Linked DNA regions of Homo sapiens: region 1 is linked to region 2. A link is a loop called in an ENCODE intact Hi-C map of the cell type or tissue named here. Cell type or tissue: Calu3. All regions are shown on one strand. Links, peaks and the distances in the headings refer to the core of each region. The heading gives the core; the rest is flanking DNA. Region 1 overlaps CDKAL1 (CDKAL1 threonylcarbamoyladenosine tRNA methylthiotransferase). Region 2 overlaps CDKAL1 (CDKAL1 threonylcarbamoyladenosine tRNA methylthiotransferase).

Region 1 (11,563 bases), core at 1,661-9,660, 97 kb after region 2:
AGAGATGTTCCATATATCCCCTGCCCCCACATATCTGCAGCCTCTCCCATGATCAGTATCCCCCATCAGAATGGTACATTTGTTACAACTGATGAACCTACGTTGACACATCATTATCAATCACCCAGAGAATGTAGTTTACATTAAAGTTGACTTTTGGTATGGTATTTTCTATGGATTTTGACAAATGAATAATGACATGTATCCACCATTATTGTATCATACAGAGTAATTTCACTGCCCTTAAAATCTTTGCCCTGCTTATTCATCCCAAACTCTTAGCATCCACTGATGTTTTGATTGTCTCCACTGTTTTATATTTCCCCAGATATCAGATAGTGGGAGTCATATAATTTGTAGCTTTTTTGGATGGGTTCCTTTCACTTAGTAATATGCACTTAAGTTTCCTCTATATCTTTTCGCGTCTTGATGGCCCATTTTTTAGTGCTGAATAATATTTCATTGTCAGAATGTACAACAGTTTATCCATTCACTTACTGAAGGACATCTTGGTTGTTTCTAAGTTTTGGCAATTATGAATAAAGCTGCTTTAGGCCAGGTGTGTTGGCTCATGCCTGTAATCCCCGCACTTTGGGAGGCCAAGGTGGGTGGGTCGCTTGAGGTCAGGAGTTTGAGACCAGCCTGGCCAACATGGCAAAACCCTGTCTCTACTAAAAATACAAAAATTAGCTGGGCGTGGTGGCATGTGCCTGTATTCCCAGCTACTTAGGAGGCTGAGGCATGAGAATCACTTGAGTCCAGGAGGCGGAGGTTGCAGTGAGCCAAGATCGTGTCACTGCACTCCAGCCTTGGTGTCAGAGTGAGTCTCTGTCTCAAACAAAGAAAAAATGAATAAAGCTGCTATAAACATTGTGTGCAGTTTTTATATGGACATAAGTTGTCAACTCTTCTGGGAGGGCAAAAGGAAGGTAATTGCTAGATCTTTTGATAAGATATGTTTAGTTTCAGAGTATGTTCAGATTCTGTCAAACTGTCTTCCAAGTGACTGTATCATTTTGCATTTGTATCCACAATGAATGAGAGTTCCTGTTGCTCCGCATCCTTGCCAACATTTGGTGTTAGCAGTGTTCTGGATTTGGCCATTGTAAGAGGTTCGTAGTGGTATCTCATTGCTTTAATTTGCATTTTCCTGATGACATATGATGTGGAGCATATTTTTATATGCTTATTTACCGTTTGCATGTCTTCTTTGGAGAGGTGTCTGTCAAGGGCTTTACCCCATTTTTTAATCAGATTGTTTTCTTATTGTTGAGTTTTAATATTTCTTCATGTATTTTGGATTATAGATCTTTATCAGACATATCTTTTGCAAGTATTTTCTTTATTGCTTTTTATTTTCTTGACAATATCTTTTGCAGAGCAAAATTTTATAATTTTAATGAAATCCAGTTTATTGATTCTTGTGTTCATGGAGTGTGCCTTTTGTGTAATATCTAAAAAGTCATTGTCAAACCTAAGGGCATCTAGATTTTCTCCTATGTTATCTCCCAGGAGTTCTGTAGTTTTATGTTTTACATTGAGGTCTGAGCCATTTCGATCTAATTTTTGTCAAGAATGTAAGGTCTGTGTTTAGATTTGTTTTTTTAGCATGTGGATGTCCAGTTGTTCTACCACCGTTTTTTGAAGATGGTCTTTGTACCATCATATTGCTTTCGCTCCTTGGTCAAAGATCCGATGATTGTATTTTTGTGGGTCTATTTCTGGGCTCTTTGTTCTGTTCCATTGATCTGTTTGTCTGTTCTTTCATCAGTAGTACATTGTCTTGATTATTGTTGCTTTGCAGAAAGCCTTAAAGTTGAGTAGTGTCATCCTTCTGACTTTATTCTTCTCTTTTAATATTATGTTGGCTATTCTAGGTCTTTTGCCTTGCCATGTAAGCTTTCTAATCACTTTGTTGATATCCACAAAATAACTTGCTGGGATTTTGATAGGGATTGCATTGAATCTATAGATCAAGTTGGAAAGAACTGACATTTTTACAATATTGAGGCTTCCTATCCTAAATATGGAATATCTCTTCATTTATTTAGTTCTTTGATTTCATTCATTAGAGTTTTTTTAGTTTTTTAAAAAATTTTATTTTATTTTTGCTAGAACCATAGGCACACACCATCACAGTCTGCTAGTTCTTAAAACGTTTTTATAGAGATGAGGTCTCCCTTTGTTGCTCAGTCTGCTCTTGAACTTCTGAGTTCAAGTGATCCTCTCACCTTGGCCTCCCAAAGTTCTAGGATTACAGGCATGAGCCATCAAGCCTGGCTCTTGTAGTTTATTTTCTATAGATCATGTACCTATTTTGTTAGGGTTATTCCTTCATTTTGGGAGGTGCTAATGTAAATGGTATTGTTGTAAATTTCAAATTCCTCTTGTTCATTGCTGGTATTTGGAAAAGCAGTTGACTTTTATATATTAATTATGTATCCTGAAACCTTGCTAAATAGCTTATTTGTTTTAAGGTTTTTTTTTTTTTTGCCAATACTCTTGAGTGTTTTATGCAGACATTTATTTCATCTGCGAACAAAGACAGTTTTGTTTCTTCCTTCCCAATCAATATACCTATTATTTCTTTTTCTTGTCTTGTATTAACTAGGACAGGGTCCCCAACCCCTGGGCCATGAACTGGTACTGGTCTGTGGCTTGTTAGGAACCAGGCCGCATAGCAGGAGGTGAGCGGTGGGTGAGTGAGCCAAGCTTCATCTGTGTTTACAGCTGCTCCCCCTTGCTTGCATTACCACCTGAGCTCCGCCTCCTGTCAGATCAGGGGCAGCATTAGATTCTCACAGGAGCACGAACCCTATTGGGAACTGTGCATGTGAGGTATCCAGGTTGCCTGATGATCTGTCACTGTCTCCCATCACCCCCAGATGGGACCTTGTAGTTGCAAGAAAACAAGCTCAGGGCTCGCACTGATTTTATATTATGGTGAGTTGTGTAACTATTTCATTATATATTACAATGTAATAATAGAAATAAAGTGCACAATAAATGTAATGCGCTTGAATCATTCTGAAACCATCTCCCACCCAATCTGTGGAAAAATTACCTTTCCCTCGTGCCAAAACGGTTGGGGGCCACTGAACTAGGACATCCAGTATGATATTGAAAAGGAGTGGTGAGGGGACATTTTTGTCTTTGTTCGTGATTTTAGTGGGAAAGCTTCGAGTTTCTCACCGTTAAGTATGATGTTAGCTATAGATTTTTGTAGTCTTTTTAACTAGTTGAAGTTACTCTATATCTCGTTCACTGAGATCTTTTATCATGAATGGGTTTTGGATTTTGTCAAGTGTGTCTGTCAATAGATGCAGAAAAATCTATTGCTATGATTATGTGATTTTTCTTCTTTAGCCTGTTGATGTGATGAATTACATTAATTGATTTTCAAATGTTGAACCAGCCATGCAATCAGAGGTAAATCCCAGTTAGTCATGGTGTATAATTCTTTTTATACATTGTTATATTTGATTTTCTATGGATGATTTTATATCTATGTTCATGATAAATATTGGTCAATAGTTTTCTTGTGTTGTCTTTGTGTGGTTTTGGTATTAGGATAATGCTGACCTCAGAATGAGTTAGGAAGTATTTCCTCTTGATTCTAATTTCTGAAAAAGTTATGGAAAATTGTCATAATTAAAAAAAATATGGTAACATTCACCAGTGAACCAATCTGGGCCTGGTGCTTTCTGTTTTAGAATGTTGCTAATTATTGATTCAATTTATTTAATAGATATAGGCCTATTCACATCGTCTTTTTCTTCTTACATGAGTTTTGTAGATTGTTTTTCAAGATTTGGTTCATTTCATCTGGGTTATGAAATTTGTGATTTGTTAGATCAATCAGGGATAAGAAAATTAAAAAGTTATTTTACTTTTATTCTTTTATCAATCTTTTTTTCTTTTCTTTGTTTTTCATATTTTATTTTATTTTGTTTTTTGAGGTGGGGTCTTACTCTGTCACACAGGCTGGAGTGCATGGTCACAGCTCACTGCAGCCTCGACCTCCTAGGCACGGGTGATCCTCCTGAGTAACTGGGACTGTAGGCACTCACCACCACATGCAGCTAATTTTTCTATTTTTGGTAGAGAGGGGATTTTGCCATGTTGCCCAGGCTGGTCTTGAGCTCCTGGGCTCAAGTGATCTGTCTGCCTCTGCCTACCATAGTGCTAGGATTATAGGCATGAGCCACCTTGCCCTGCTTCTTTCTCTAGATCCAAATTTCTGACCTACATCATTTTTATCCTATGTAAAGGATTTTTTTTTTTAATTTCTTGCAAGGTAGATCTACTGGCAAAAAAATCTCTCAATTTTTGTTTGTTTGAGAAAGTATTTTTCCTTCACTTTTGAAGAATGATTTTGCGGGTTACAGAATTCTATGTTGTTGTTTTTTCTTTTTTTTTATCAACACTTTATTTTACTTTACCACTCGCTTGTATGGTTTCTAGCAGAAGTAAAATGTAATTCTTATCTTTGCTTCTGTCTAGCTAAGGGTTATTCCCCCCTCACCCCCCACCTCTGGCTTCTTTCAGGTTTTTTTCTTTATCTTTGACTTTCTGTAGTTTGCATATGTCATGCATAGGTATAGTTTTTTTGGTTTTTATCCTGCTTGGCATTCACAGTCTCCTGAATCTTTTGATTGGTATGTGGCATAAAGTTAGGGAAATTTTCAGTGATTACTGCTCTGTATATTTCTGCTGTTCCTTTATCTTCTACTTCCGCTTCTAGTATTCTATCACATGTATGTTACACCTTTTGTAATCATCTCATTGTTCTTGAATATTCTGTTGAGAGGTTTCTTTCGTTTTTTTTTTGTTTTTAGTCTTTTTTCTTTGTGCTTTTCAGTTTTGTACATTTCTATTGTGATATCTTCAAGCTCAGAGAGAGTCTTTGCTCAGCCATGTCTAGTCTACTAGTAAGCTTGTCTAAGTCATTCTTCATTTCCGTTAGTGTTTTTGATTTCTCTTATATGTTTTTTGTTCTGTTTTAGAATTTCTTTTTGTCTGTTTACATTGCCCTTCTTTTCTTACATGCTGTCCATTTTTTCCATTGGCACCCATAGCATGTTAATCATTGTTGTTTTAAATTCCCAGTCTGATAATTCCCACATTCTGCCATATCTGAGTCTGGTTCTGATTCTTGCTGTCTCTTCAAATTGTCTTTGATGCTTTTAGTACACCTTGCACTTTTTTCTTGCTATCTAGACACGAAGTACTGAGAAACAGAAACTGGTATAAATAGGTCTTCAGTGATGTGGTATTAAGGTGTTGGGGGAGAGGGAGTGTTCTGTAATCCACTGATTAGGTCTCAGTCCTTTAGTAAGCCTGTGCTTACTGTGATCCTCACAAGTTCTTCTTAGTCCTCTCCCCTTCAGGAGGGACTAGAAAGCTAGACTTGGCTGGAGCTGGGCATTTGTTTTCACCCAGGTCATTTAGGCTCTGGTGACACCCCAGCAGGTTAGGCTGTAGTTAACTAGTTTTTCCTGAGAGCAGACTTTAAGAACAGAGTACTCTGGTGAGTTTCCATATAGTTTCTTTTACCTTTCCCCTACTGGAAGCATGAGGGGATTTTGCTCCAGTATTCACTGTGAGAACCAGGTCAAGCTCCTGGAGGTAAAAATTCACGCAAGTATGGGGCCCCAGTGACTGAGTCATCCTGGAGTTTTTAACTTTACTCTAAAAGTTGTCCACACTGAGCCTCCAGCAATACATAAATTACAGTTTAGATTTTCCTACCCTAACACTCGTTCCCGTGGAGGTTTGTGGTTTTCTGCTCAGGCAAATTGTGATTTTTGGTATCTGCCAGTTGGTGTCTCCAATATTAGGGGCAGTGATTTGCCTGGTGACCTCAATTCTCTTACATATCTAAAAAGAATGATTTGTTAGTTTGTTTAGTTTTTTCACTTGTTGGTAGGATGGAATAGCAACTTCCAAGCTTCTCAGATGCTGAACTGGAAACCTGAAGTCCCCACAACCATTTTTAGGGGCAAAACTGTAATGTTCATTTCATGAGTATTATATATAATTTCCACCTAGAGGTAAATGGTGTTTTTGTTATTACTGGTTGTTACTTGTTAAAGGTTTATGTTGTGGTTTTCAAAGAAATTTCATGTATCTGTGCTCTAATTTTCTTTATGGAAAAATGGACCAAAAAAATAGAGAGGTATTTAATTGCAATGAATGGGTGCCATTTACCCCTCCCTGCAAAAAGAACATTTCAGAATCATTCAGAATTGAATGATAAGAAATTCTGTTTTTATTGTATAAGGCTTATGGTGGTCTTAGTGTTACAGAATAGCTAACTTTTTGAAATTTCATTGTTTGTTAATCCATGGATTTTTAAAATCATTTTGCCTCCCAATTATGAAAAATAACTTTCACATTGTAGACCATTTGGAAAATACAATTTAAAAGTCACCTGTATCTCCTTGTGTAATGGTTACCATAGTTAACATGCTAGCATATGACTTGCCAATCTTTTTTCTGTATTGGATTCTCTTTTACTTACATGAAATTATATCGTACATATTTTTGTATCCTACTTTTTAAAAAACACATGTGTTTAATGAGGTAATTTTTTAAATGGCTATGTAATATTTCATTTTATGGATATACTATAAGTTGTATATATTTTTTGGCTGAGTACTTAGATTTTATCCAATTTTTTATTCAGTAGTATAAATGTATTATAACTGTCAAATAAATGAACATCTTTGGGTGTAAGTCTTTACCTTCTTTTTTGGTATTGCATTTTAAAAAATGTAGATCTAGTTGATGAAGGTGGAATTTTCGGTCACAGAATGAGCATTTTACGAACTCCAGACATATTTTTCAACACTGTTCTCTAGAGAAGAGATATCCATTAGCCTTACTACCGCAGTGTGTGAGAATGAGGGAGACACACCCCTGCCACTTGTGCTTTTAGTATTTCCAATTTTAGTTTTGCTAATTTAATGGAGATTGGGATGACAGCTCATTGTTTTAATATATTTTCTTTGATTATAAACAAAATAGAATTTTTTTTATATTTTTTTGATTATTTACTATTTATATTGTCTTTATTATAGACTTCATGTTTTTCACGTATACTTATATGAGTTTCTTGTATATTAAGAATTAGCTATAAGGGAACTGTGGAAGTCAAGACTACTTTACCATGTTCATAAAAACTGATAAAAAATGAATATAACTTTCAGATCTTGAGAGCGGATTTTACAGATGTCATGTGAGTTCATTGAGTAATATTCTTATGTACCACTACTGACTGCTTGGGACTTTATTACTGTAAATAGGAAAAACAAAAAATTAAGATTCTGATATGCTAATTATTTTGCTTATATGGTGGTGAATATACTTTTAAAATGAAACATGTATTGCATGCAACAATACTATTTTGGTAGATTTTTAGAAAAGCAGGTATTATTACAGGTAATAGGCAATAATGACTTCGAAGGTCTTAGGGACTATGAGTAGGTAAACACTTTATGACCACGACCCCACAAACACCCCGCAGGAGATTATGTGGCTGCCATTTGTAAACGGCCATTCATTGTCCTGTCTCTTGCCTTTGGCTCTTTCCAGTTTTTCTTCCCAAATCTTTGGACTAGTTCCTGCAGAAAATATGAATTCACAGTGGTGCCCTCTGGGCCTGGGCATCTCTGGGCCGGCAGACCCTGAGCAGCGACTGCTGCTGAGAGCAGGTGTGTGTACAGATGGCATGGTGGGGCCAGCCTGCCTTCTGCTTGGTGATGTTGGAGAGGGTGATTGATAATAGAGCTTACACCGAGTAATGGTCTGAGGCAAGGCGAGCATGAGTGCCTGGCTAAGTGAAAGTCATCGCTGGCAGAGTGGATATGTACACTTAATTTAGTCTGTAGTTTTATTAAACTTCCTTATTAGAGGAGGCCTTATTTTCTTATTAACCAGAGGTCTCCATGCTGGCTGTTTCATCTTGTTGCCTCCTCTCTTACCGTGTATCCTCTCAGGGAGGTGAGGATAATTGAGAAAGGGCTAAAAACAGCTCTCCCGAGTTTGAGAAGGTTTTCAGTTGTCAATGCTTACATAATTTAGAGAGGACTCCAAAGCATTGTGAAAGAAAGCTCATTATGCGTCTCAGTCTCCTTCCTTGTCTTTTCTTGTAGTTGTCTCCATAGTGGGATGTACATATCCCTAGGCTAGATTTGGAGTTGGGTGAGAAGAAAATATTAAAAACTTCATTTTTATTTCATTCTTTTTTATTTCCCATTCTTTTTCATTTCTATTTTATATATGTTATGTAATATACACAACCAATTTTTCTACAGTAAAGTATGTATATAATTTATAAGCAAATATACATAAATTTGGTGGTATGCACAAAAGTTTTTAATTTTTAAGTTTTCGCAGTGTGCAGTTTAAAAATTTTGTAGAACTTTTGTCTTATAGGATTTGTTGTATAGGCATGGCAGCTTTTGCTTACCCTGAATACTAAGACATTTTGACATTTACATAAGATTACTATCTACCAATTGGAGTGTTTTTCTCCCCCCTCTGAGTAAATCAGGCTTAATAGAGTACATATGAAGGGCATAAAGTCAAGGGCAATTCTCACTATTTCTTTGCCAGGATTTTAAACTGAAGTTAAACATGTCAAAATGACTAAAGATTTAGAGATGATTGGTAGAGAAGTGTTCTCAGTTTGTTACTCAACCTCCAAGTTAATGTGGAATTTTATAACTGTTTTAGTCAGCTTTCTGTTGGGAGCTCCAAACATCATAAAATCTTGTGAATTCTGCCTACTACTAATCAATAAGTGAAATGATAGTAATTATCTCTGGTTTTCTTCATTTTTATATGCTTTGACAATAATGTTTAAAACCATTCTGGGCTTTGATTTGGGATTCCACAGAATTTTCTTCTGGGTCACAGAGGGGGTTAATTATTTCTAGAACTCTGAAATTTTGTGATTCTTGTGGTTCAAAATCACAAAAACCAAAGTGAAATCATGGTAGAAAGCTTGATGGTGGGGAATATCAGCTATGGAAAGTAACAGTAATTATCAGTTTTGTACTTTTTTTCTGGAAAATATTATCTTTTGAGGCTTCATTTAATATTTTTCTTTATCAGCCCAGAACATTAAAAAAAAACCCTAACCTACTGGAAAAATTTGGTAAGCCAGTGCTTTGAGTGGTCACAATGTAGAGAAAATGAGCATTGTCATGTAGTAAAGTTAAAAGACAGTTGTGGCCGGGTGCGGTGGCTCACACTTGTAATCCCAGCACTTTGGGAGGCCGAGGTGGGTGGATCACGACGTGAGGAGATCGAGACCATCCTGGCTAACACGGTGAAACCCAATCTCTACTAAAAAAAAATACAAAAAATTAGCCGGGCATGGTGGCAGGTGCCAATAGTCCCAGCTACTCGGGAGGCTGAGGCAGGAGAATGGCGTGAACCTGGGAGGCAGAGCTTGCAGTGAGCCGAGGTTGCGCCACTGCACTCCAGCCTGGGCAACAAAGCGAGACTCTGTCTCAAAAAAAAAAAAAAAAAAAAAAAAAAAAGACAGTTGGGGCTTGCACATGAGTAAGGGACAGGATCTCAGCTCTCTCTGTGGTGGGTGGTTCTTCACAGTCTAAGAAGGCCTCTCACTTTTTTCTTCCATCTTTGTTTCCTTTTCAAATATTTAATGTGTAGAAATTTTTATTGCCCTTTCTGCTTAGTCAGAAATACTAACCATTGTTGAAACTTGTAACCATTTCTGATAATTTGCCCAGTTGAAATAAGATAATTCTTTTATTCAATTCCAGGACTCTGAAATCCTCTGAGACCAAACTTATAGAACTGTCAGTTGTCTGGACTTTTTGTGTGCATTTTATCAAGAGGGAGAAGAACAGTTACTTTCTCCCTTCCCTCAAAACAGGGCAAATGACAGAATTCTATTTCCAGATAGATATGTTTCTTTCAGGGACAAATGTCCTATATTTAGTTCTTTTTAGTTAATATACTTTATATTAGCCAATGCCTAGCACTGCACACAGCAGCAGCCTTGCTTTCTCGCCTATGGCTTTCTGAAAGTTGAGACCACAGAAATACTTTTGCCTTTCCTTGTCATGTCTTATCCACTTAATGAGAATAACTGAAGTAATACTAAAAGCTTTCATAAGACCTGGTTAAACTTGACCTTGAGATTGCTTCACTCAGAAAAGTTCTTAGTTTAATTAACAAGTAACTGATAGGAGTCATGCTTGGCATGGGTCTTCTTGAGAACTTGCCAGCTACTTTTTTTTTTTTTTTAAGACAAGATCTCTCTGTGTCACCCAAGCTGGAGTGCAGTGACATGATCATGGCTCACTGCAACCTCGATCTCCCAGGCTCAGAGGATCCTCCCACTTCAGCCTCCCGAGGAGCTGGGACCACTGGCACACACTAACACACCCGGCTAACTTTGTGTGTGTGTGTGTGTGTATGTGTGTGTGTGTGTGTGTGTGTGTGTGTGTATGTAGGTGGTTGGTATAGAAGTGTTCTCAGTTTGTTACTTAACCTCCAAGTTTATGTGGAGTTTTATAACTATCTTTATAAACAAACAAACAAACAAACAAACAAGCAAACAAACAAACGTATTTTTTGTAGAGACAGGGTTTCACTATGTTGCCCAGGCTGGATCTCAAACTCCTGGGCTCAAGCAGTCCTCCTGCCTCGGCCTCCCAAAGTGCTGAGATTACAGGCATGAGCCACTGTGCCTGGCCCCTGCCAGTTACTTTTATTAAAGTCACAGTGTTCTACTCTGGATCTAGGGAGACCCCCTTTGGTTCCACAGAAGGAGAAGAATGGGCATCTCTACCTGTGCATCAGGATGTCATTTTTTTGAGTTGCGTAGAGAAGGTTCTACTCCCACAGCTTGCATATTGTCCATGTCTGTATTAATCTTGTTATGAGGCATCAACTCAGCATGGGTAATAGGTAGTTACATTAATGCCAGGGCTCAAGGAGTCCCACCCATTTCTTTCACCAAATAGCCCACGAAAGTGATGAGAGATAGGATGACCACATATATACCGTAAACACCAGAATGAAGGCCTTTGTCACTGCTTTCCCCCTCAGTGAAAAAGTAGGAAATGTTTTTAAGTCCCTGCTGTTGTTTGAATATTTGATTCTCCAAACCTCATGTTGAAATTTGGTTCCTAATGTTGGAGGAGGGGCCAAATGGAGGTGTTTGGGTCATGGTCAGTAGCTCCCTACAGTCCTCACAGTAATGAGTGGGTTCTTGCTGTCTTAGTTCTGGAGAGAGCTAGTGGTTAAAAACAGCCTGGTACCCCCACATCTCTCTTGCCCTGTGACCCCTGCACACACTGACTCCCCTTCCCCTTCCACCATGAGTGCAGATTCTGGTGCCATGGGCCTTGTACAGCCTGCAGAACTATGAACCAAACAAACCTCTTTTCTTTATAAACTACCCACATTCAACTATTCCTTTATAGTGACACAGACTGACTGAGACAGTCCCTATTTAATGCAGTGCTGCTGCTTTTCCAGCCAGCAATTCTGAAAGATGTAGATCTAGTATACATATTTT
Region 2 (11,563 bases), core at 2,061-10,060:
CCACTGTGGTCTAAGCCAGCATCATCTTGCCTGGATTATAATAGTTACCTGTTTTATCTCCTAGCTTTTCCCTCAACCATCTGTTTTCCACACAGTGATCAGAGATTCTTCGAAACCTAAGTCAGATTATTTTACTTTTCTGCTCAAAATTCACAATGCTGTCTAGTACAACTTTCTGCAAAAATGGAAGTGCTCGGCCAGGCACAGGGTGGCTCACTCATGTAATCCCAGCACTTTGGGAGGCCAAGGTGGGTGGATCACCTGAGGTCAGGAGTTCGAGAACAGCCTGGCCAATGTGGTGAAACCCCATCTCTACTAAAAATACAAAAATTAGCCAGGCTTGGTGGCCAGTGCCTATAATCCCAGCTACTTGAGAGGCTGAGGCAGGAGAATCACTTGAACCTGGGAGGCGGAGGTTGCAGTGAGCCGAGATCACGCCACTGCACTCCGGCCTGGGTGACGAGTGAAACTCTATCTCAAAACAAACATAAAAAAAGGAAGTGCTCTAATCTGTGCTAATATGGTAGCCACTGGCCATGTGTCTGTTAAGTACTTCAGATCCGGCTAGTGCAACTGAGGCACTGAATTTTAAATTTTATTTTAATTGATTTAAATGTAAATATCCACATGAGTGGAAGCCAAGATTTATATCATGTTCTGAGGTTTACAAAGGCCAGATGAAGTGAACACCTTTTCTACTTCTCTTGACTTCATCTCCTGCTACCACTGCCGCCCTCATTTTCTTGCTCTTCTTTGAATATACCAAGCATATGCTTGCACTTGCTATTCCCTCATGCCTGGAATGTTCTTCCTCCAGGTGTTTTTTTTTTTTTTTTTTTTTTTTTGAGACGGAGTTTTGCTCTTTTTGCCCAGGCTGGAGGGCAATGGCAAGATCTCGGCTCACTGCATCCTCTACCTCCCGGGTTCAAGTGATTCTCTTGCCCCAGCCTCCTGAGTAGCTGAGATTACAGGCGCGTGCCACCACGCCCCGCTAATTTTTGTATTTTTAGTAGAGACGCGGTTTTGCCATTTTGGCCAAGCTGATCTCGAACTCCTGACCTCAGGTGATCCACCTGCCGCAGCCTCCCAAAGTGCTGGGATTACAGGCATGAGCTACCACGCCTGGCCTCCTTCTTTTCATTTTAGGGGATGAGAGTTCGAAGCTAACAGATAATAAAACTTATAAATTATCTACAAACCAAGAATCTGAATTGTTGAAATTTTCACTTTACAAGAGAAGATCTAGTTAGGTTTATATGATAATCTTGAACTGCTACAAAACAGATGCTGTGGGCTGGGCATGGTGGCTCATGCTTGTAATCCCAGCACTTTGAGAGGCTGAGGTGGGAGGATCGCTTTAGCCCAGGAGTTTGCCACCAGCGTGGGCAGCGTAGTGAGACCCTATCCTTACAAAAAATTAAAAAATTAGCTGGGTGTGGTGGTGCCCACCTGTAGTCCCAGCTACTCTGGAGGCTGAGATGGCAGGATTTCTTGAGCCCCAGATTTTGAGGCTGCAGTGAGCCATGATCATGCCACTGTACTCCAGCCTGGGCAACAGAGTGAGACCCTGTCTGAAAACAAACAAACAAACAAACCGCCCCCCTCAAAAAACCAACTCAATACACCAGAACCAAAAACCAAAAAAAACCCCCAGAAGTTGGGTACTGTGGCTCATGCTTGTAATCCCAGCACTTTGGGAGGTTAAGTTGGGCAGATTGCTTGAGCCCAGGAGTTCGAGACCAGCCTGGGCAACATAGCGAGACCCTGTTTCTATGAAAAATATAAAAATTTAGCCAGGCATGGTGGCATGCACCTATGGTCCCAGCTGCTAAGGAGGTTGAGTGGGAGGATGGCTTGAAGCCTGGGAGGTGGAAGTTGCTGTGAGGCAAGATCATGCCACTGCACTCCAGCCTGGGCGACAGAGCAAGACCCTGCCTCAAAACAAAACAAAATAAAACAAAAACACCACAAAAACCAACCAAACAAAAAATTGTTGCTGTGGGAATATTTGATGGGTTTAATACTTGTTAATATCCAGTAGAGATAATTAAGGCTGATCCTTGATTCCCTTTCCCTAGCATTTTATTGTGGTTCATTTAGGTGTTCTCAATGTTGAGTGAACTTTTCAAAAATACTCTTCCTTCTCTATAACCCAAAGAGTATATTCTTCAAAGCTACCTTCTACATGACTCCCTCACCCAAAAATTCATCTTTGTTTCTAGCAGCCTACGCTACTCATTTCTTTGAGCCCACCTTTGAATTTAGGACTTGTAAAATTATAAACATTTATAAATGTTTGATCTCTATGTCCATGGAACAGCTTTAAAAATCTTCTTTAATCTCTGAGATGAGGCAGTCAAGAATAAGGCATCTTCGATTACAGAATCTCTTTGAAGTTTTCTTTCTATTTCAGGTTTTCCCTCTAGCACTCCTACGTTCGGTAGCTCTAAGGTGGATTTTTTTAATTAATCTTTTTCCTTTTTGCTTAGGTATCCTTGGCAGTCTTTCAAAAGTTAAGAGGCAACATTAGTAAAATTATACTTTCAAACTTTATCATTTTCGAACTCTGTTTCTCTAGTAAGTTAATGAGCTAGAGACCTCCTTTTAAAATAATCTCATCTATTTTACATTTTAATGCTGTTTCTGTTGTAGATATTACAGTCCTAAAAATGTGTTATTTTCTTAGAGTAGACTGGAAAGCTCAAATTAATCAATATGTCTCCAGCCTAGCTACCATCCATTTCTGTTTTATAGGATTATATACTTGTTTATTTTATAAAATGGAAAGTTTGAAATCTTATAATATTTTCATTTATGGTTTTATGTGAATCAAACAGTCTTGGTTCAGGTGATTTAAAAATATCACTACAAAAAGGAGATATCTTGCTTATTTTTCATTCATGTAGTCCTGTGTGAAATTATTGGTGGTCTTTCTGTCTCCGTGAACATCTGCAGCCACACAGAGAAATTTTATTTGCCTTTTGTTATCAGATTCACATATTATGAATGTTGAGGCTAGATATCATTGATATCATTGATTAGAACCATTAAAATACTAAAGATACTAGTAAAGAAAAAGATACTAATGACAAAAAAATACTAATCTTGCATATTAATCTTGTTTTTACTTCAGTGTTAGTAAAAACACTAGTAAAAAGCAGTTAGTTACTTCCTTTTTATTTTGTATTTGACATTACACACACATGTTCTGCACGTTCTGAGAAGAAAGTGTCAGATTGCTTCCTGTTTGAGTTTAGATGCAATCGCTAGTCTTGCTGAAAGCCAATGAAATTGAAAGGCTTAGCTTTGTAAGTAGAATTTCTGTTTCTTTAACTCTATAGTTGATAATATTGTTTCTCAAGTTTCCTTTGGTAGGTATTCTCAGGGAACGTTCCAGGATCTTGTAATACTTCTTGTTTGATTAGAAAATGATTCATTACGTGCCTTTCAGCTCTTTAGGAAAGTGGACGGCCTTCACATCAGTGGGATTGAATTCAGAAAAAGAACATACTACTAAAAGTACTTTTGTAATTATTTTATTAGTTTTTCTCATATTATTAGTTTTTCTCATATTTCAGTGAAATTTCTTATATTATTAGTTTTTCTCATATTCAGTGAAGTGCTAAAAATGATGTCCAAATTTATGTTTAAAGTTTCACAGAGTTATACACTGACTTTAAAATTGCATTGCTTTATTTTAAGGATTAGAGAAATGGTAGTGCACGGGTTAAGAATTTGGGTGATGGCACCAGGCTGTGTAAGTCCAAGAGCCACTTTGCTTGCCATGTGACTTTGAGAAAGCTGTTCCATCTCTTTGTCCCCAGTTTTCTCATTTATAAAATGAGGATAATAGTGCTTATTCCATATGACAGTTATAAGTAGTAAATGAATTTAAATGAAAATATTTAAGGTACTTAAAAGTGCTCATATAAGTAGTAGGCTGCTTATTGTATTGTACTAATATTAATGAAGTATTAACAGTTGTTAATACTGTGTTTTAATTCTTGCTCTTTCATTTGATAGTCATATGACTGTCCCCAGGTTACTTTACTTTCAGTCTCATTTTTCATCTTTAAAAACAAGATTATATTATGTTGTATCTAATAAGGCCATCATGATGATTCTAGACTAGATATGCAAATTACCTACTATGCACAGAGTAAGGGCACCATAATTTTATTTTTTTGTTTTTATTTTTTATTTATTTTATTATACTTTAAGTTCTGGGATACATGTGCAGAATGTGCAGGTTTGTTCAAAACATAGGTATACACGTGCCACGGTGGTTTGCTGCACCCATCAACCCATCATCTACATTAGGTATTTCTCCTAATGCTATCCCTCTCCTAGCCCCCCACTCCCCAACAGCCCCCGGTGTGTGATGTTCCCCTCCCTGTGTCCATGTGTTCTCATTGTTCAACTCCCACTTATGAGTGAGAACATGCAGTGTTTGGTTTTCTGTTCGTGTGTTAGTTTGCTGAGAATGATGGTTTCCAGCTTCATCCATGTCCCTGCAAAGGACATGAACTCATCCTTTTTATGGCTGTATAGTATTCCATGGTGTATATGTGCCACATTTTCTTTATCCAATCTATCATTGATGGGCATTTGGGTTGGTTCCTAGTTTTTGCTATTGTGAAAAGTGCTGCAATAAACATACATGTGCATCTGTCTTTATTGTAGAATGATTTATAATCCTTTGGGTGTATACCGAGTAATGGGGTTGCTGGGTCAAATGGTATTTCTGGTTCTAGATCCTTGAGGAATTGCCACACTGTCCTCCACAATGGTTGAACTAATTTACACTCCCATCAACAGTGTAAAAGCGTTCCTATTTCTCGACATCCTCTCTGGCATCTGTTGTTTCCTGACTTTTTAATGATCGCCATTCTAACTGGCATGAGATGGTATCTCATTGTGGTTTTGATTTGCATTTCTCCAATGACCAGTGATGATGAGCTTTTTTTCATATGTTTGTTGACCACATAAATGTCTTCTTTTGAGAAGTGTCCGTTCATATTCTTCGCCCACTTTTTGATGGGGTTATTTTTTTCTTGTATATTTGTTTAAGTTCTTTGTAGATTCTGGATATTAGCCCTTTGTTAAATGGATAGATTGCAAAAATTTTCTCCCATTCTGTAGGTTGCCTGTTCACTCTGATGATAGTTTCTTTTGCTGTGCAGAAGCTCTTTAGTTTAATTAGATCCCATTTGTCTATTTTGGCTTTTGTTGTCATTGCTTTTGGTGTTTTAGTCATGAAGTCTTTGCCCATTCCTGTGTCCTGAATGGTATTGCCTAGGTTTTATTCTAGGGTTTTTATGATTTTAGGTCTTACGTTTAAGTCTTTAATCCATCTTGAGTTAATTTTTCTATAAGGTGTAAGGAAGGGGTCCAGTTTCTGTTAGGGGTCCAGTTTCAGTTTTTTGCATATGGCTAACTAGTTTTCCCGACACCATTTATTAAATAGGGAATCCTTTCCCCATTTCTTGTTTTTGTGAGCTTTGTCAAAGATCAGATGGTTGTAGATGTGTGGCATTATTTCTGAGGCCTCTATTCTGTTCCGTTGGTCTATATATCTGTTTTGGTACCAGTACCATGCTGTTTTGGTTACCGTAGCCTTGTAGTATTGTTTGAAGTCAGGTAGCCTGATGCCTCCAGCTTTGTTCTTCTGCTTAGGTTTGTCTTGGCTATACGGGCTCTTTTTTGGTTCCAGATGAAATTTAAAGTAGTTTTTTCTAATTGTGTGAAGAAAGTCAATGGTAGCTTGATGGAGATAGCATTGAATCTATAAATTACTTTGGATAGTATGGCCATTTTCATGATATTGATTCTTCCTATCCATGAGCATGGAATGTTTTTGCATTTGTTTGTGTCCTCTCTTATTTCCTTGAGCAGCGGTTTGTAGTTCTCCTTGAAGAGGTCCTTTACATCCCTTGTAAGTTGGATTCCTAGGTATTTTATTCTCCTTGTAGCAATTGTGAATGGGAGTTCACTCCTGATTTGGCTTTCTGTTTGTCTGTTATTGGTGTATAGGAATGCTTATGATTTTTGCACATTGATTTTGTATCCTGAGACTTTGCTGAAGTTGCTTATCAGATTAAGAAGTTTTTGGGTTTTCTGAATATACAATCATGTCATCTGCAAACAGAGGTAATTTGACTTCCTCTCTTCCTATTCGAATACCCTTTATTTCTTTCTCTTGGCTGATTGCCCTGGCCAGAACTTCTAATACTATGTTACTATGTTGAATAGGAGTGGTGAGAGAGGGCATCCTTGTCTTGTGTGGTTTTTCAAAGGGAATGCTTCCAGCTTTTTTTTTTTTTTTTTTGAGACAGAGTCTCACCCTGTTGCCCAGGCTGGAGTGCAATGGTGCAATTTCGGCCCACTGCAACCTTCACCTCCTGGGTTCAAGCGATTCTCCTGCCTCAGCCTCCCACGTGGCTGGGATCACAGGCATGTGCCACCATGCCTGGCTAATTTTTTGTATCCTTAGTAGAGATGGGGATTCACCATGTTGGATGGGCTGTCTAGAACTCCTGACCGTGTGATCCACCCGCCTCGGCTTCCCAAAGTGCTGGGATTACAGGTGTGAGCCGCTGTGTTTGGCCTCAGCTTTTGCCCATTCAGTTTGGTATTGGCTATGGATTTGTCATAAGTAGCTCTTATTATTTTGAGATAGGTTCCATCAATACCTAGTTTATTGAGAGTTTTTAGCATGAAGGGGTGTTGAATTTTATCGAAGGCCTTTTCTGCATCTATTGAGATAATCATGTGTTTTTTGTCATTGGTTCTGTTTATGTGATGGATTACATCTATTGATTTGCGTATGTTGAACCAGCCTTGCATCCCAGGGATGAAGCCGACTTGATCGTGGTGGATAAGCTTTTTGATGTGCTGCTGGTTTTGGTTTGCCAGTATTTTATTGAGGATTTTTGCATCAATGTTCATCAGGGATATTGGTCTGAAATTTTCTTTTTTTGTTGTGTCTCTGCCAGGTTTTGGTATCAGGATGATGCTGGCCTCATAAAATGAGTTAGGGAGGAGTCCTTCTTTTTCTGTTGTTTGGAATAGTTTCAGAAGGAATGGTACCAGCTCCTCTTTGTACCTCCAGTAGAATTCGGCTGTGAATCCATGTGGTCCTGGGCTTTGTTTTGGTTGGTAGGCTATTAATTACTGCCTCAATTTCAGAACTTGTTATTGCTGTGCTCAGGGATTTGACTTCTTTCTGGTTTAGTCTTGGGAGGGTGTATGTGTCCAGGAATATATCCATTTCTTCTACAGTTTCTAGTTTATTTGCTTAGAGATATTTATAGTATTCTCTGATGATAGTTTGTATTTCTGGGGGATCAGTGGTGATCTCCCCTTTATCATTTTTTATTGCGTCTATTCGATTCTTCTCTCTTTTCTTCTTTATTAGTTTGGCTGGTGGTCTATTTCATTAATCTTTAAAAAAAAAAAAAGAAACCCAGCTCCTGGATTCATTGATTTTTTGAAAGGTTATTTGTCTCTCTATCTCCTTCACTTCTGCTCTGATCTTAGTTATTTCTTGTCTTCTGCTAGCTTTTGAATTTGTTTGCTCTTGCTTCTCTAGTTCTTTTAATTGTGATGTTAGGGTGTCAATTTTAGATCTTTCCCACTTTCTGCTGTGGGCATTTAGTGCTATAAATTTCCCTCCAAACACTGCTTTATCTGTGTCTTAGAGATTCTGGTACGTTGTGTCTTTGTTCTCATTGGTTTCAAAGAACTTATTCATTTCTGCCTTAATTTTGTTATTTACCCAGAGTCATTCAGGAGCAGGTTGTTCAGTTTCCACGTAGTTGTGTGGTTTTGAGTGAGTTTCTTAATCCTGAGTTCTAATTTGATTGCACTGTGGTCTGAGAGACTGTTTGTTATGATTTCTGTTCTTTTGCATTTGCTGAGGAGTGTTTTACTTCCAATTATGTGGTCAGTTTTAGAGTAAGTGTGATGTGGTGCTGAGAAGAATGTATATTCTGTTGATTTGGGGTGGAGAGTTCTGTAGATGTCTATTAGGTCTGCTTGTTCCAGAGCTGAGTTCAAGTCCTGAATATCCTTGTTAATTTTCTGTCTTGTTGATCTGTCTAATGTTGACAGTGGGGTGTTAAAGTCTCCCACTATTATTGTGTGAGAGTGTAAATCTCTTTATAGGTCTCTAAGAACTTGTTCTGTGAATCGGGGCGCTCCTGTATTGGGTGTGTATACATCTAGGTTAGTTAGCTCTTCTTGTTGCGTTGATCCCTTTACCATTATGTAATGCCCTTTTCTCTGTGTCTTTTGATCTTTGTTGGTTTAAAGTCTGGTTCATCAGAGACTAGGATTGCAACCTCTGCTTTTTTTTTGCTTCCTATTTGCTTGGTAAATATTCCTCCATCCCTTTATTTTGAGCCTATGTGTGTCTTTGCATGTGAGATGGGTCTCCTGAATACAGCATGCCGACGGGTCTTGACTCTTTATCCAATTTGCCAGTCCGTGTCTTTTAGTTGGGGCATTTAGCCCATTTACATTTATGGTTAGCGTTGTTATATGTGAATTTGATCCTGTCATTATGATGCTAGCTGGTTATTTTGCCCATTAGTTGATGCAATTTCTTCATAGCATTGATGGTCTTTACAATTTGGTATGTTTTTGCAGTGGCTGGTACTGGTTTTTCCATTCCATATTTAGTGCTTCATTCAGGAACTCTAGTAAGGCAGGCCTGGAATCTCTCAGCATTTGCTTGTTTGTAAAGGATTTTATTTCTCCTTCACTTATGAAGCTTAGTTTGGCTGGATATGAAATTCTGGGTTGAAAATTCTTTTCTTTAAGAATGTTGAATATTGGCCGCCACTCTCTGCTGACTTGTATGGTTTCTGCAAAGAAATCCACTGTTAGTCTGATGGGCTTCCCTTTGTGGGTAACCTGACCTTTCTCTCTGGCTGCCCTTAACGTTTTTTTCTTGATTTCAACCTTTGTGAATCTGACGATTATGTGTCTTGGGGATGCTCTTCTCCAGGAGTATCTTTGTGGTGTTCTCTGTATTTCCTAAATTTGAATGTTGGCATGTCTTCTAGGTTGGGGAAGTTCTCCTGGATAGTATCCTGCAGAGTGTTTTCCAACTTGGTTCCATTCTCCCCATCACTTTCAGGTACACCAATCAAACGTAGGTTTGGTCTTTTCACATAGTCCCATAGTTCTTGGAGGCCTTGTTCATTCCTTTTCATTCTTTTTTCTCTAATAATGGGTTATTTCATTAAGTTGATCTTTAGTCTCTTTAGTCTCTGATATCCTTTCTTCCGCTTGATCCGTTTGGCTATTGATACTTGTGAATGCTTCTTGAAATTCTCATGCTGTGTTTTTCAGCTCCATCAGGTCATTTATGTTTTTCTCTAAACTGGTTATTCTAGTTAGCAATTCCTCTCACCTTTTTTCAGGGTTCTTTGCTTCCTTGCATTGGGTTAGAACATGCTCCTTTAGCTCATAGGAGTTTGTTATTACCCACCTTCTGAAGCCTACTTCTGTCAGTTCGTCACACTCATTCTCTGTCCAGTTTTGTTCCCTTGCTGGCGAGGAGTTGTGATCCTTTGGAGAAGAGGCATTCTGGTTTTTGGAATTTTCAGCCTTTTTGCGCTGGTTTTTCCTCATCTTCGTGGATTCATCTACCTTTGGTCTTTGATGTTGTTCACCTTCGGATGGGGTCTCTGAGTGGACGTCCTTTTTGTTGATGTTGATGCTATTCCTTTCTGTTTGTTAATTTTCCTTCTAACAGTCAGGACCCTCTGCTGCAGGGCTGGTGGAGTTTGCTGGAGGTCCACTCCAGACCCTGTTTACCTGGGTATGACCAGCAGAGGCTGCCGAACAGCAAAGATTGCTGCCTGTTACTTCCTCTGGAAACTTCGTCTGCCAGATGCCAGCCGGAGCTCTCCTGTATGAGGTGTCTGTCAACCCCTTCTGGGAGGTGTCTCCAAGCCAGGAGGCACGAGGATCAGGGACCCACTTGAGGAGGCAGTCCTGTCCCTTAGCAGAATTTGAGCACTGTTCTGGGAGATCTGCTGCCCTCTTCAGAGCCGGCAGGCAGGAATGTTTAAGTCTGCTGAAGCTGTGCCCACAGCTGCCCCTTCCCCCAGGTGCTCTGTCCCAGGGAGATGGGAGTTTTATCTATAAGCCTCTGACTGGGGCTGTTGACTTTCTTTCAGAGATGCCCTCCCCAGCGAGGAGGAATCTAGAGAGGCAGTCTGGCTACAGCGGCTTTGCCGAGCTGTGGTGGGCTCTGCCCAGTTCAAACTTCCTGGCAGTTTTGTTTACACTGTGAGGGGAAAACCGCCTACTCAAGCCTCAGTAATGGTGGACATCCCTCCCCACACCAAGCTTGAGTGTCCCAGGTCAACTTCAGACTGCTGTGCTGGCAGTGCGAATTTCAAGCCAGTAGATCTTAGCTTGCTGGGCTCTGTGGGAGTGGGATCTGCTGAGCTAGACTACTTGGCTCCCTGGCTTCAGCCCCCTTTCCAGGAGAGTGAATGGTTCTTTCTCGCTTGCATTCTAGGCGCCACTAGGGTATGTAGAAAAACTCCTGCAGCTAGCTCAGTGTCTGAATGGCTGCCCAGTTTTGTGGTTGAAACCCAGGGCCCTGGTGGTGTAGGCACCCGAGGGATTGTGAAGACCATGGGAAAAGTGTAGTATCTGGGCTGAAGTGCACTGTTCCTCTAGGCACAGTCCCTCACGGCTTCCCTTGGCTAGGGGAGGGAGTTCCTCGATGCCTTGTGCTTCCCAGGTGAGGCAACGCCCCGCCCTGCTTCGGCTTGCCCCCCATGGGCTGCCCCCACTGTCTAACCAGGCCCGTTGAGATGAGCCTGGCACCTCAGTTGGAAACGCAGAAATCACCCGCCTTCTGTGTTGATCTGGCTGGGAGCTGCAGACCAGAGCTGTTCCTATTTGGCCATCTTGCCAGCCACCCCTTTATTTTTATTTTTTATTTATTTTTATTTTTATTTTTTCAGACGGAGTCTCGCTTTGTCGCCCAGGCTGGAGTGCAGTGGTGTGATCTCAACTCACTGCAACCTCTGCCTCCTGAGTTCATGCCATTCTCCTGCCTCAGCCTCCCGAGTAGCTGGGACTACAGGCGCCTGCCACCACGCCTTGCTAATTTTTTGTATTTTTGGTAGAGACGGGGTTTCACCGTGTTAGCCATATTGGTCTTGATCTCCTGATCTCACGATCCGCCCACCTCAGCCTCCCAAAGTGCTGGGATTACAGGCATGAGCCACCATTTTTTATTTTTTTGAGGCAGAGTCTCACTCTTTGAACCAGGCTGGAGTGCAGTGGCATAATATTGGCTCACTGCAACCTCTGCCTCACAGGTTCAAGTGATTCTCATGCCTCAGCTTCCTGAATAGCTGGGATTACAGGTGTGCACCACCATGCCCGGCCAGTTTTTGTATTTTCAGTAGAGACAGGGTTTCACTATGTTGGCCAGGCTGGTCTCAAACTCCTGGCCTCAAGCAATCCACCTGCCTCGGCCTCCCAAAGTGCTGGGATTACAGGCGTGAGCCATCACACACAGCCCCATAAT

Evidence for each region. Hi-C counts contacts between places; a loop is a spot of excess contacts. Peaks named below come from ENCODE experiments on the same cell type or tissue, not always from the same donor. Only the 100,000 strongest peaks of a DNase experiment are listed, where the experiment ranks them.
Region 1: it touches region 2 in a loop (2.7-fold over the local background); 1 of 110 quality-filtered maps calls a loop at or near these places.

The regions. Positions count from the first base shown.
Region 1 is chr6:20,683,607-20,695,169 of GRCh38, forward strand. All of the region lies in intron 5 of CDKAL1 (CDKAL1 threonylcarbamoyladenosine tRNA methylthiotransferase), which reads left to right. Among named protein-coding and RNA genes, the nearest start is that of CDKAL1, 150 kb to the left of the region's middle. RefSeq lists an enhancer at 2,435-2,936. In Calu3, for the core only: no CTCF peak of the experiment used is centred there; DNase peaks (open chromatin) are centred at 2,726 and 5,555.
Region 2 is chr6:20,586,159-20,597,721 of GRCh38, forward strand. All of the region lies in intron 4 of CDKAL1 (CDKAL1 threonylcarbamoyladenosine tRNA methylthiotransferase), which reads left to right. LOC105374968 (a long non-coding RNA gene) reads left to right here and starts at 11,532. Exons shown (of 2, transcript XR_926571.2): 1 at 11,532-11,563. RefSeq lists a silencer at 427-627. In Calu3, for the core only: no CTCF peak of the experiment used is centred there; no DNase peak of the experiment used is centred there.